Regions from separate parts of the Homo sapiens genome. Here region 2 is linked to region 1. Evidence: chromatin loops called from intact Hi-C (ENCODE). Cell type or tissue: MCF 10A. All regions are shown on one strand. Each heading gives the region's core, and the rest is flanking DNA. Links, peaks and the distances in the headings are about the cores only. Region 1 has its middle 3.8 kb from the start of KRTAP19-5. Region 2 holds the start of KRTAP7-1 (keratin associated protein 7-1).

Evidence for each region. Hi-C counts contacts between places; a loop is a spot of excess contacts. Peaks named below come from ENCODE experiments on the same cell type or tissue, not always from the same donor. Only the 100,000 strongest peaks of a DNase experiment are listed, where the experiment ranks them.
Region 2: it touches region 1 in a loop (4-fold over the local background); 1 of 110 quality-filtered maps calls a loop at or near these places.

Annotation. Positions count from the first base shown.
Region 1 is chr21:30,503,266-30,508,657 of GRCh38, forward strand. No RefSeq gene overlaps it. Among named protein-coding and RNA genes, the nearest start is that of KRTAP19-5, 3.8 kb to the left of the region's middle. In MCF 10A, for the core only: a CTCF peak has its summit at 2,542; no DNase peak of the experiment used is centred there.
Region 2 is chr21:30,829,149-30,834,540 of GRCh38, forward strand. KRTAP7-1 (keratin associated protein 7-1) reads right to left here and starts at 611. Exons shown (of 1, transcript NM_181606.3): 1 at 1-611. The coding sequence starts at 550. The coding sequence ends at 287. In MCF 10A, for the core only: a CTCF peak has its summit at 2,204 (motif pointing right); no DNase peak of the experiment used is centred there.

The DNA of each region.
Region 1 (5,392 bases), core at 338-5,337:
GCTCCGCCTCCCGGGTTCACGCCATTCTCCTGCCTCAACCTCCCCAGTAGCTGGGACTACAGGCGCCCGCCACCACGCCTGGCTATTTTTTTTGGATTTTTAGTACAGACGGGGTTTCACCATGTTAGCCAGAATGGTCTTGATCTCCTGATCTCGTGATCTGCCCGCCTCGGCCCCGCAAAGTGCTAGGATTACAGGCGTGATTCTGATGTTCTTCTATGTCTATCCTGTACTCATTTATTCTGAGGTAATTTCTAACCACTGCCTACTGATCTGTTAATAGTTCATTAAAATATCATTTTTAAAGCTTTCTATTTTTTGTACTTACTAAACATCCTCAACTCCCCACCCCAGCAAAAATACTTAGAAATAATGAATAAGACCTACTATTTGATAGCACAATAGAGTGACTATAGTCAATAACAACTTAATTGTACATTTTAAAATGTCTTGAGTAAAATTAGACTGTTTGTTAACTCAACAGATAAATACTTGAGGGGATGGGTTTTTTAAAATGTACTCCAACTCCTATGGCTTTCTGAAATTTAAAAGGTATCCTAAAATAGAAATTGTCTTCAAAGTTTTCAAAATAAAGGCACCATGGTGAAATGGCACAGAATAGAGAAACATATGTAAAGAAATTTGCCCTGGGCTTCATAGAGTTCCTCAGCTGACTTTGTTGAATTAGTGAAACAGATACAACATTGAGACCACTCTTGATTAATCTCCATGCAGCACCTGTCTCTTGGCTTCGACAACTAAAAATTCATTTAATTTACATGACTTTGAACATGCTGGTGAGTTTTTGTGAGATTTATAAGTATTTTATCAAACATAAATTTCCTAAAAGGAATGCTTCAGTTCTTCTAAGCAACAGACTAGGGAATTAAAAATTGTTTATTGAAGAAATTCTAAGTAAATTGACAGTAACTGCCACAGCAACCACAATCTGTGCACAACCCTGACTACGCCTTAGTGAGCTACCTTTTTAAGACAGAAAAATAGCTCAATAAGTCTTTCCATTTATAGAGTAGGATTTAATCCAATATTTGCTACATTTCTTTTATCCAAATATTGGTTCATTCTTATTTCTCATCTGAACTTGAAACAGTCAATAAGCTGAGTTCTCAGTGAGTCCTTTTGAAGCCATAAAATCACAAATAACTCAAAATCACAAATAACTATATTAAGGATACCACAGTTTGTCCATATAAATCAGCCTGATAATGTAAGAGTGTTTAATAGCTAATTTTTGTTTGGGATGCATAAACAATGCATACATCTGAGATATAAAACCAAACAAGATATAAATGGAAAACCTCAATAGCCAAATAAGAATTAGAATGTTTTAAAGAAATAGACTATGTGATAATTTTCCACAAGACCAATTAATGATCGTAAGCAGTAAATGATTAATACTAAAATAAAATATATAAATCTACATATTTTATATACAAAATATATAGAACAAATATTTTGTCCTTTTTTCGAAGTGAACAAATAGTAAAATGAAAGCATCCATTGTAAAATGAAGACATATATTCATTTGTAGTGATATTGGTTTTATGCTGAAAGAGATTGTTAGACTCAAAGTCGATTAGACCCAAAGTTGATAGAACAATGATGTTTTATATTTTCTCCTTCTTTTCACTTTTAGGAAGTTTACTTTGGAATATATGCTTAATAACTTTATGATAATGGATAAGGAAGAAGAAAATATGTTCTTACTTGGGATAAGTAGTAACTTTTACCTGGAAAGAAAGAAAGCTTTTGTTATAAATTCCAAAGACTTCGTTTAACTCAGACACAAACTAATAATATATAAAAATGTAAGTTACAAAAATATGTTAATATTGAATTATACCAGCAATGCCACAAGTGCTTTTTCTCATTATAATTATACTGATCTTTCTTTTAATTGCAAATTTTTAATACTTTTACTCAGGCTGGGAGGATATTTACCTGTATGAGAATAGAGCAGTTTCATCTGAAATTCAGTTATAGGGTCAAAATTCCTTTAATGAAATTACCAAAATTTATCTACCTTGCCCTCCCCTGTGAAGGTACAGCATCTAAAGAGAGAAATAACAAGATTTGTCTGAGTTGTTTGTTCATATTTCATCTTTACATTGCATAAACAAACCCAAGTATTTCTCATAAAAATAAATAATCTTGAGAATTGAGCTTATTTGTTCTGTTTTTGCCTTCAAGTAAAGCTAAGTTAGCAATTCAGAAATGTATTATATATAACAAAATAAAAGTTAACAAGAAAAATTTTAAAAACAACAGCAACAAAACATAGTTAATCTAAGAGATGAAATTAGTCTCCATATACTCTGCTCCAAAATTGAAACCATCCACAGTATTATTACAAGAACTTTCCAGATGGCATTCAGATTTGGAATTATGCAGTGAAAGAGACTCAGAATGATGGACTAGAGCATTAGGTTCAGGTGAACTGCTTTCTGGTCTTGATTCTGACACTTAGATTTTAACTCTAGGCATCACTTAACTGTTCGGCATTTCCTCACCTGTACTATAGGGGGCAGCACGGTACAATCTGTAATAATCTAACGTTTGGTCCAGCTCTCACTTCTTTTGTCCTTGTATTATTGAATTTCCCCAGGAAGGGGTCCAGTTTCAGTTTCTGCAAATGGCTAGCCAGTTTTCCAAGCATCATTTATTAAATAGGGAATCCTTTCCCCATTGCTTGTTTTTGTCAGGTTTGTTGAAGATCAGATGGTTGTAGATGTGTGGTGTTATTTCTGAGGTCTGGGTTTTGTTCTATTAGTGTGTATATCTGTTTTGGTACCAGTACCATGCTATTTTGGTTGCTGTAGCCTTGTAGTATAGTTTAAAGTCAGGTAGCGTGATGTCTCCAGCTTTGTTCTTTTTGCTTAGGATTGTCTTAGCTATGCAGGCTCATTTCTGGTTCCATATGAAGCTTAAAGTAGTTTTTTCCAATTCTGCTGAGAAAGTCAATGGTAGCTTGATGGGAATAGCATTGAATCTATAAGTTACTTTGGGCAGTATGGCTATTTTCATGATATTGATACTTCCTATCATGAGCATGGAATGTTTTTCCATTTCTTTGTGTCCTCTCTTGTTTCCTTGAGTACTGGTTTGTAGTTTTCCTTGAAGAGGTCCTTCACGTCCCTTGTAAGTTGTAATCCTAGCTATTTTCTTCATTTTGTAGCAGTTGTGAATGGGATTTCATTTACGATTTGGCTCTCTGCTTGTCTGTTGTTGGTGTATAGGAATGCTTGTGATTTTTGCACAATGATTTTCGATCTTGAGACTTTGCTAAAGTTGTTTATCAGCTTAAGGAGTTTTGGGGCTGAGACGATGGGGTTTTCTAAATACAGAATCATGTCATTTGCAAAGAGAGACAATTTGACTTCCTCTATTCCTATTTAAGTAGCCTTTATTTCTTTATCTTGCCTGATTGCCCTGGCCAGAACTTCCAATACTATGTCAAATAGGAGCAGTGAGAGAGGGCATCCTTGTTTTGTGCTGGTTTTCAAAGGGAATTCTTCCAGCTTTTGTCCATTCAGTATGATATTGGCTATGGGTATCTCACAAATAGCTCTTATTATTTTGAGATATGTTCCATCAATACCTAGTTTGTTAAGAGTTTTTAACATGAAGGGATGTTGAATTTTATCGAAGACTTTTTCTACATCTATTGAGATAATCATGTGGTTTTTGTCATTGGTTCTGTTTATGTGACAGATTACGTTTATTGACTTGCATATGGTGAACCAGCCTTGCATCCCATGGATGAAGCCGACTTGATCATGGTGGATAAGCTTTTTGATGTGCTGCTAGATTCAGTTTGCCAGTATTTTGTTGAGGATTTTTGCATCGATGTTCATCAGGGATAATGGCCTGAAATTTTTTTTTTTTGTTATGTCTCTGCCAGGTTTGGTATCGGGATGCTGCTGGCCTCATAAAATGAGTTATGGAGGAGTCTTTCTTTTTCTATTGTTTGGAATAATTTCAGAAGGAATGGAACCAGCTCTTCTCTGTACCTCTTGTAGAATTTGGCTGTGAATCCATCTGGTTCTGGGCTTTTTTTGGTTGGTAGACTATTAATTACTGCCGCAATTTCAGAAGTTGTTATTGGTCTTTTCAGGGATTTAACTTCTTCCTAGTTAAGTTTTGAGAGCATGTGTGTGTATAGGAATATATCCATTTCTTCTAGATTTTTTAGTTTATTTGTGTAGAGGTTTTTATTGTATTCTCTGATTGCAGTTTGTATTTATGTGAGATCAGTGGTGATATCCCCTTTATCATTTTTTATTGTGTCGATTTGATTCTTCTCTCTTTTCTTCTTTATTAGTCTAGCTAGTGGAATATCTAATTTGTTAATTTTTTTTCAAAAAACCAGCTCCTGGATTCATTGATTTTTTTCATGGGATTTTTGTGTCTCTATCTCCTTCAGTTCTGCTCTGATCTTAGTTATTTCTTGTCTTCTGGTAGCTTTTAAATTGGTTTGCTCTTGCTTCTAAGTTATTTGCCTAGCAGGAAACATAGGCAATACCATTCAGGACAGAGACATGGGCAAAAACTTCATGACTAAAACACCAAAAGCAATTGCAACCAAAGCCAAACTTGACAAACGGGGTATAGTTAAACTAAAGAGTTTCCTCACAGCAAAAGAAACTAGAATCAGAGTGAACAGGCAGTGGGAGAAATTTTTTGCAGTCTACCCATCTGACAAATGTCTAATATCCATAATCTACAAGTAACTTAAACAAATTTACGAGAAAAAAACAAACAACCCCATCAAGAAGTGGGCAAAGGATATGAACAGACACTTCTCCAAAGAAGACATTTATGCGGCCAACAAACATATGAAAAAAAGCTCATCATCACTTATCATTAGAGAAATGCGTATAAAAATCATTATGAGATACCACCTCCCACCTGTCAAAATGGCGATTATTAAAAAATCAGGAAACAATAGATGCTGGCGAGAGTGTGGAGAAATAGGAACACTTTCACACTGTTGGTGGGAGTGTAAATTATTTCAACCATTGTGGAGAACAGTGTGGTGATTCCTGAAGGATCTAGAACCAGTAATACCATTTGACCCAGCAACCCCATTACTGGGTGTATACCCAAAGGATTATAAATCATTCTACTATAAAGACACATGCACACGTATGTTTATTGCAGCACTACTTAATAGCAAAGACTTGGAACCAATCCAAATGCCCATCAATGATAGACTGGATGAAGAAAATGTGGTACATATAAACCATAGAATATTATGCAGCCATAAAAAATAATGAGATCATGTCCTTTCCAGCGACATGGATGAAGCCGAAAGCCATTATTCTCAGCAAACTAACACAGGAGCAGAAAACCAAACACTGCATTGTTCTCA
Region 2 (5,392 bases), core at 322-5,321, 330 kb after region 1:
AGAGCAACCATGGGAGGCAAACTACTTTTTCACTGTTAAAATTCAAGTATGACCAAAAAAATGCATCTTGCTTCCTTTGTCTGTAGATGAGTATCAGTTCAGCACCTGAGTCCTGGGTGACTTGTCCAACAGCATCAAAGACAAAGACCACAGCAAGAAGTCAGCAAGAAGATGGAAGATGTATCACCCAAGCACATGGGAAGGTAGGAAGACAGTCATTGCTCTTCAGGTTGTTCTGTGCAGAGAATTAATTGAGAGTCCTGTAGTCACTGGAGCCATTGGTCCATCAGTAGGTGCTGTAGCCAAAGCCAGAGCCAGAGCCCCATGGCCTATAGAAGCTACCACCATAGCAGCCGCCCAGGTTGTTGATGTTGCTACCACCAAAGCTGTAGCCCAGGGAGCTGTAGCCATTGCATCCACAGCCATAGTTCAGGGGAGAGCCCAGAGGCACAACACAGTTCAAGGGGGTGGCTCTGAAGGTCCCATGGAAGTTGGTCCCATAGATAGGGTATCCTGGGAAGTAGCTTCCACAGCAGAAGTAACGAGTCATGGTGGCAGCAATTGAGAAGGATTTAGATGGATTGTGAAGGGTAAGTTACCCAAGTGTTAATGAAGGTCTCTTCCCGTACAGGGCTTTTTATACCTCAAGCTGGTGGGCACAACACATCTGTCTAAACATCTTCCCACTAATTTGCATAGGTAATCTCATTCTTTTCTAATAAAATGCTTATAAGGAATGCACAGACTCATTGCCCACATTTTTGTTGGCTTTTCTCTGTACTATTTTAAAGCCAGTGACCATGCTTGACACGCAATCGAATTCTTTTCATCAGAGTCCCATAGTTTAACTACTGTTCTTGATTGCATCATGTGAGACTCTTTAAATCCTCTGATTATAAACTCTTCCCAACTGACATAGCTAAACTAAAAAAGCTTTGGCAAGAATGCAAACACTTCAAGCCAAGACAAAGCCATATATTGAGGTCTTTTGAACATTATTTTGAAACATCAAACTGAAATTCTATAACCTCTTGAAATTCACCCATGTGCCCTTTTAAAACAATTGTATACCAACTAGTTAATGGGTACAGAGTTTCCTTTTGGAGTGAAGAAAATCATTTGGAACTAGACAATGTTGCAAAACATTTGGAATGTACTAAATATCACTGAATTGTTACCTTTAAAATGCCTTGGTTTGTGTTATACAAATTTTAACTCAAAATGTATTTTTTATTTTAAAAAGCACTGCTACACAAATCTATCCAACCAGGTGTTTTTACAGAGGCTGCAATGGTGCCAAATAATAAGTTGGCTGTGAATAACCTGCAAGTAATTTTCATCAATTTCATTTATGAGCATTCTGTTTGTTAATACATATTTTATTTTTTCATGGAGAACATACCATGTTTGCTTGTAAATCATCTTGAACATTGCCAAACTGTCTTTCTGGAGTTGCCACACTGGCGCTGAGTGGGATGATGCTCAATTTCAGAGTCATGTTATACCACACTTGCTTCTTACTGACTCCTATAAAACAAGCCTGAATGCCATGATCCATTATGAAATACCAGTTATATTTAAGGATGCAACACTTCCTTCTGCTCTTATTTTGCCTTACATAACCAATTCTCATGAAGAACGTAAACCAGGAAGGATCTGAGCTCAGCAAAGCTAAGTCTATTCCAATTCAAAGGTTTACGACATCATCTTTTTATATGTGAATCAAAGTCAGAATTCTCTGAAAGTAGAAGAAAAAACTTCCTGAATACCAATTCCTTTTTTTATTTCCATCTTAACAGACAATCACAGAGTCCAATATGCAAAACTAATCATTCCTCTCAGACATCCCTCTCTCTTTAAGATTCTATCTCTCTCAGTTTCTCTGACAGAGAGCTGCCTAAAGAATGTTCTATAAGTGGATATGATTTCTTTTATTCTACAAATTAATTAAATGTCATAAGAGTATATAGAGAAAGTTAAAGAAAAATAAGTTATAATTTCAAATTCAGTTTAACAAAAAGAATGAATTAAAATGGTAAGAGGTTGTGTCCTCAGGGTTTAAATTATATAAACTCTGTATCAGATAATCCAGAAAACTCAAAAATACGTTTGTGATTAGGAGAGGGCAGGGGTGACTAAGAATTACGCGTGACTTGAAAAATTTCACTACTGATTCTATCACACAATGACATTGGAACCTGTAATTTGTACATGCTGCCACCAGGTGGCAGTGGTATTTCAGTTACTCCGTATAAACCACAGGACTGGATTTAGGGTTCTCAAATGTAAGCAGGTAGAAGAATCTTCTAAAGAATTCGCTTGAAATTCAGAATTCCAGGAGCTCTCCTCTCCCACCACCACCTGAGATTCTGGAAATCTCTATTTGTAATGGGTATCTCAGGTAATTCTGATGAATAAATCATCCTGATAAATTCCAGGGCTGGTTTGTCATGAGAATTCAAAAAAGCTTTTGCTGGGCTGTGTGAAATTGCCCAGAGATGCTTATCTCTCATTGGCAGGAGTGTTTGGTTTCAGTCGCTGGTGACTTATTTCCCTTAACTCTGGATGATAGAGGTAATTAAAGAAAAAGCTTTAGTTTGTCCTCTTCCATTTCTTGATGCTCTCTGCTTCTTGTCTCAGGACACACCTGATTAGAAAGGGAAGGTAACAGCAATGTGTTCAAGTGTCTCCTCAGAGGTAAAACCCACCTATGTGACTGCTGGTTTTGTTACCCATAATCAAAAGAAAAACTTATATTTTCTCCTTAGCTTGTTTTCACTTTCCTATCTCTTACTAGACATACCCAGAGAAAATTATCAGCCAAGTACTCGATTGCTATTCAATGATTTTTAAGATTGATAATAACAAAAAATATCATTAAGGACTTACTCTGTGCTAGACTCTGTTCTAAAGAATTTGCACATACTACTTAATTATATATTTTACCTCTATATATAGTAAGAAGGCTTACTATGCACTATTCCAAGCATTTGACAAGTGTTAATTCATTTAATTTTTATAATGATCTTATGATGTGGGTATTATGATTCTTTATAAGAAAACCGAGTCCAGAGGGTTTAAGAGAATTACTGAAGGTCACATGGTTAATAGTCAGCAGAATCAATCTCCAAACCCATGCCATCTACCTCCAAGCCATGCTCTTAACTACTTTACTATCCTGCTTTTGATATGTCATTAAGGCTTTAAAGGGATATAGCTTCTACATGCCTCAAATCTATAATTCATTGCATTATTTTTTGAAGAACACATCGATCTAGCTTTTGCTGCTAAAAACTAGAAAACAAAAAAACAAAGGCTAGTTTTTGCTGCTATAACAGACAGACATCCAAAATTTCCATGTTCAGAAATGTATTGCCTGCTCACACTATGAATTCCTCTCACATTGGTGACTGTCTTGGATACACATCATTTTCACTCAAAAGACTCAAGCTGACAGTGCTTTGATTATCTGAAATATGACAAACAGGGGAAAATGAATGGGGCAAGCCATGGTAGCTTTTAAAGGCTCTCCTCAAGTGTTATACACCATTTCCACACTCTCCTCATTTCCTAAAGTAAGTTCCACAGCCACATCTAACTTCACAGGTCACGAAGAGCAATGCTACTATGTGCCTGGAGGGCGAAAGCCTACAATGTCACCGAACAACATTAATGACTTCCACTGAATTTCTATTCCTTACATGGGCTAAAATAATTTTAACAGATTTTAACACATATTTCAAAAGATTAGATGAGGGCAGACATAAAAAGTTTTTTAGAACTTTACATATCATAATGTAAAATGGTCCTGATAATTCTAATCCTGAACAATTTTAAATATAGAGGTTTTATAAGTTGTTTGTGCAATTCATGTAATATTAGTCAGCCTTTGGTTGTAGATTAGCATGTAGCTTTAATTCCTTTTCTTTGTTTTCTTTTCTCCATTTCCCCCTAATCACTATGTACTCTAATTGAGGGAAAAGTTGCCATAAATATTAGTTTTACAAAGAAAATCCCTCAATGCCAATTGATTTGGTGGGGGGAGAGATTAGTTCTAACACCAGATTTTATTTGATTTATTTGAATGCATGTATTTTCTTTAAAGAAAAGAGAAAATGAATTGACACATAGTATTTACAAGGAAAAAAATAAGCAATAAGGAGCCTACATGACATATTCACTTGGAAATTTGAGAACTTTTATCAGGCAAGGATCAGACCCCACTCATAGCCTCCCAGCCTCTCCCACCTCTTATGCAGCTGCCCCTATAGGAATCATCTTGGTGTAGGTTCCAACTCACCTCAAGCTGGTACAACATGATGGAGCTTTACATCAGTCCCCTCACCAGATATCTGTCATCCCCCACCTGGGGACTTCACCTTTAATAGCTAGGATAGAGACTGGGGAGCCTATCTAGGGCCCATGCTTGCAAAACCTGAAGTGTAGGGCAGTTAATGCCCTGTGGAGCAAAACTTCGACCAAAAAGAAATGGAAGTGTGGATATATTCTCCCCTTTTCTCCATGGACAGACTTGCCTGAGACAGTCCTAAGAGGGTTAGGCAGCTTCTTGGGGAATAGTGTCATGGAATCCAGCACATAATTGCTTAGCTATGGTCAACTGGATGAGGCATCTTCATTTGAGCACTCCACCTTCCCTGCTTCACTTCCCTTACCCTTCGCTCCTTCTCCTGAAGAAAGCAATAGTACATGAGCCCTTCACCTGAAACTCTGCTTTCTAGAAAACTCAGAACAGAATACCACATCAAACCATCTTTGGAATAGCACCTTTACTGAGATGTAATTCACATATGATAAAATTCACCCAAAAGTGTACAAAAAGTATACAGTGGGTTTTAGTGTATTTATAGAGTCCATCACCACTAACCAATTTCAGAACATTTTCTTTACCCCAAAAAGAAACTCCATAACCACTAAAAGTCACTCCCAATTTACAACAACTAAACTAAGTTCTCATTCATAAGACTTAAGCTGACAGTGCTTTCATTATCTGAAATATTACAAACAAGGCAAGAGGAATGGGGCAAGTGACGGTAGTGTTTGTTTGTTTGTTTGTTTGTTTGTTTGTTTTGAGACGGAGTCTCGCTCTGTCGCCCAGGCTGGAGTGCAGTGGCACGATTTCGCCTCACTGCAACCTCTGCCTCCCGGGTTCAAGTGGTTCTCCTGCCTCAGCCTTCCAAGTAGCTGGGATTTACAGGCGCCCACCACCACAACTGGCCAATTTTTTGTATTTTTAGTAGATACGGGGTTTCAGCATGTTGGCCAGGCTGGTCGCAAACTCCTGACCTCAGGTGATCCACCCGCCTCAGCCTCCCAAAGTGCTGGGATTACAGGCGTGAGCCACCGTGCCCGGCCGATGGTAGCTTTTAAAGAT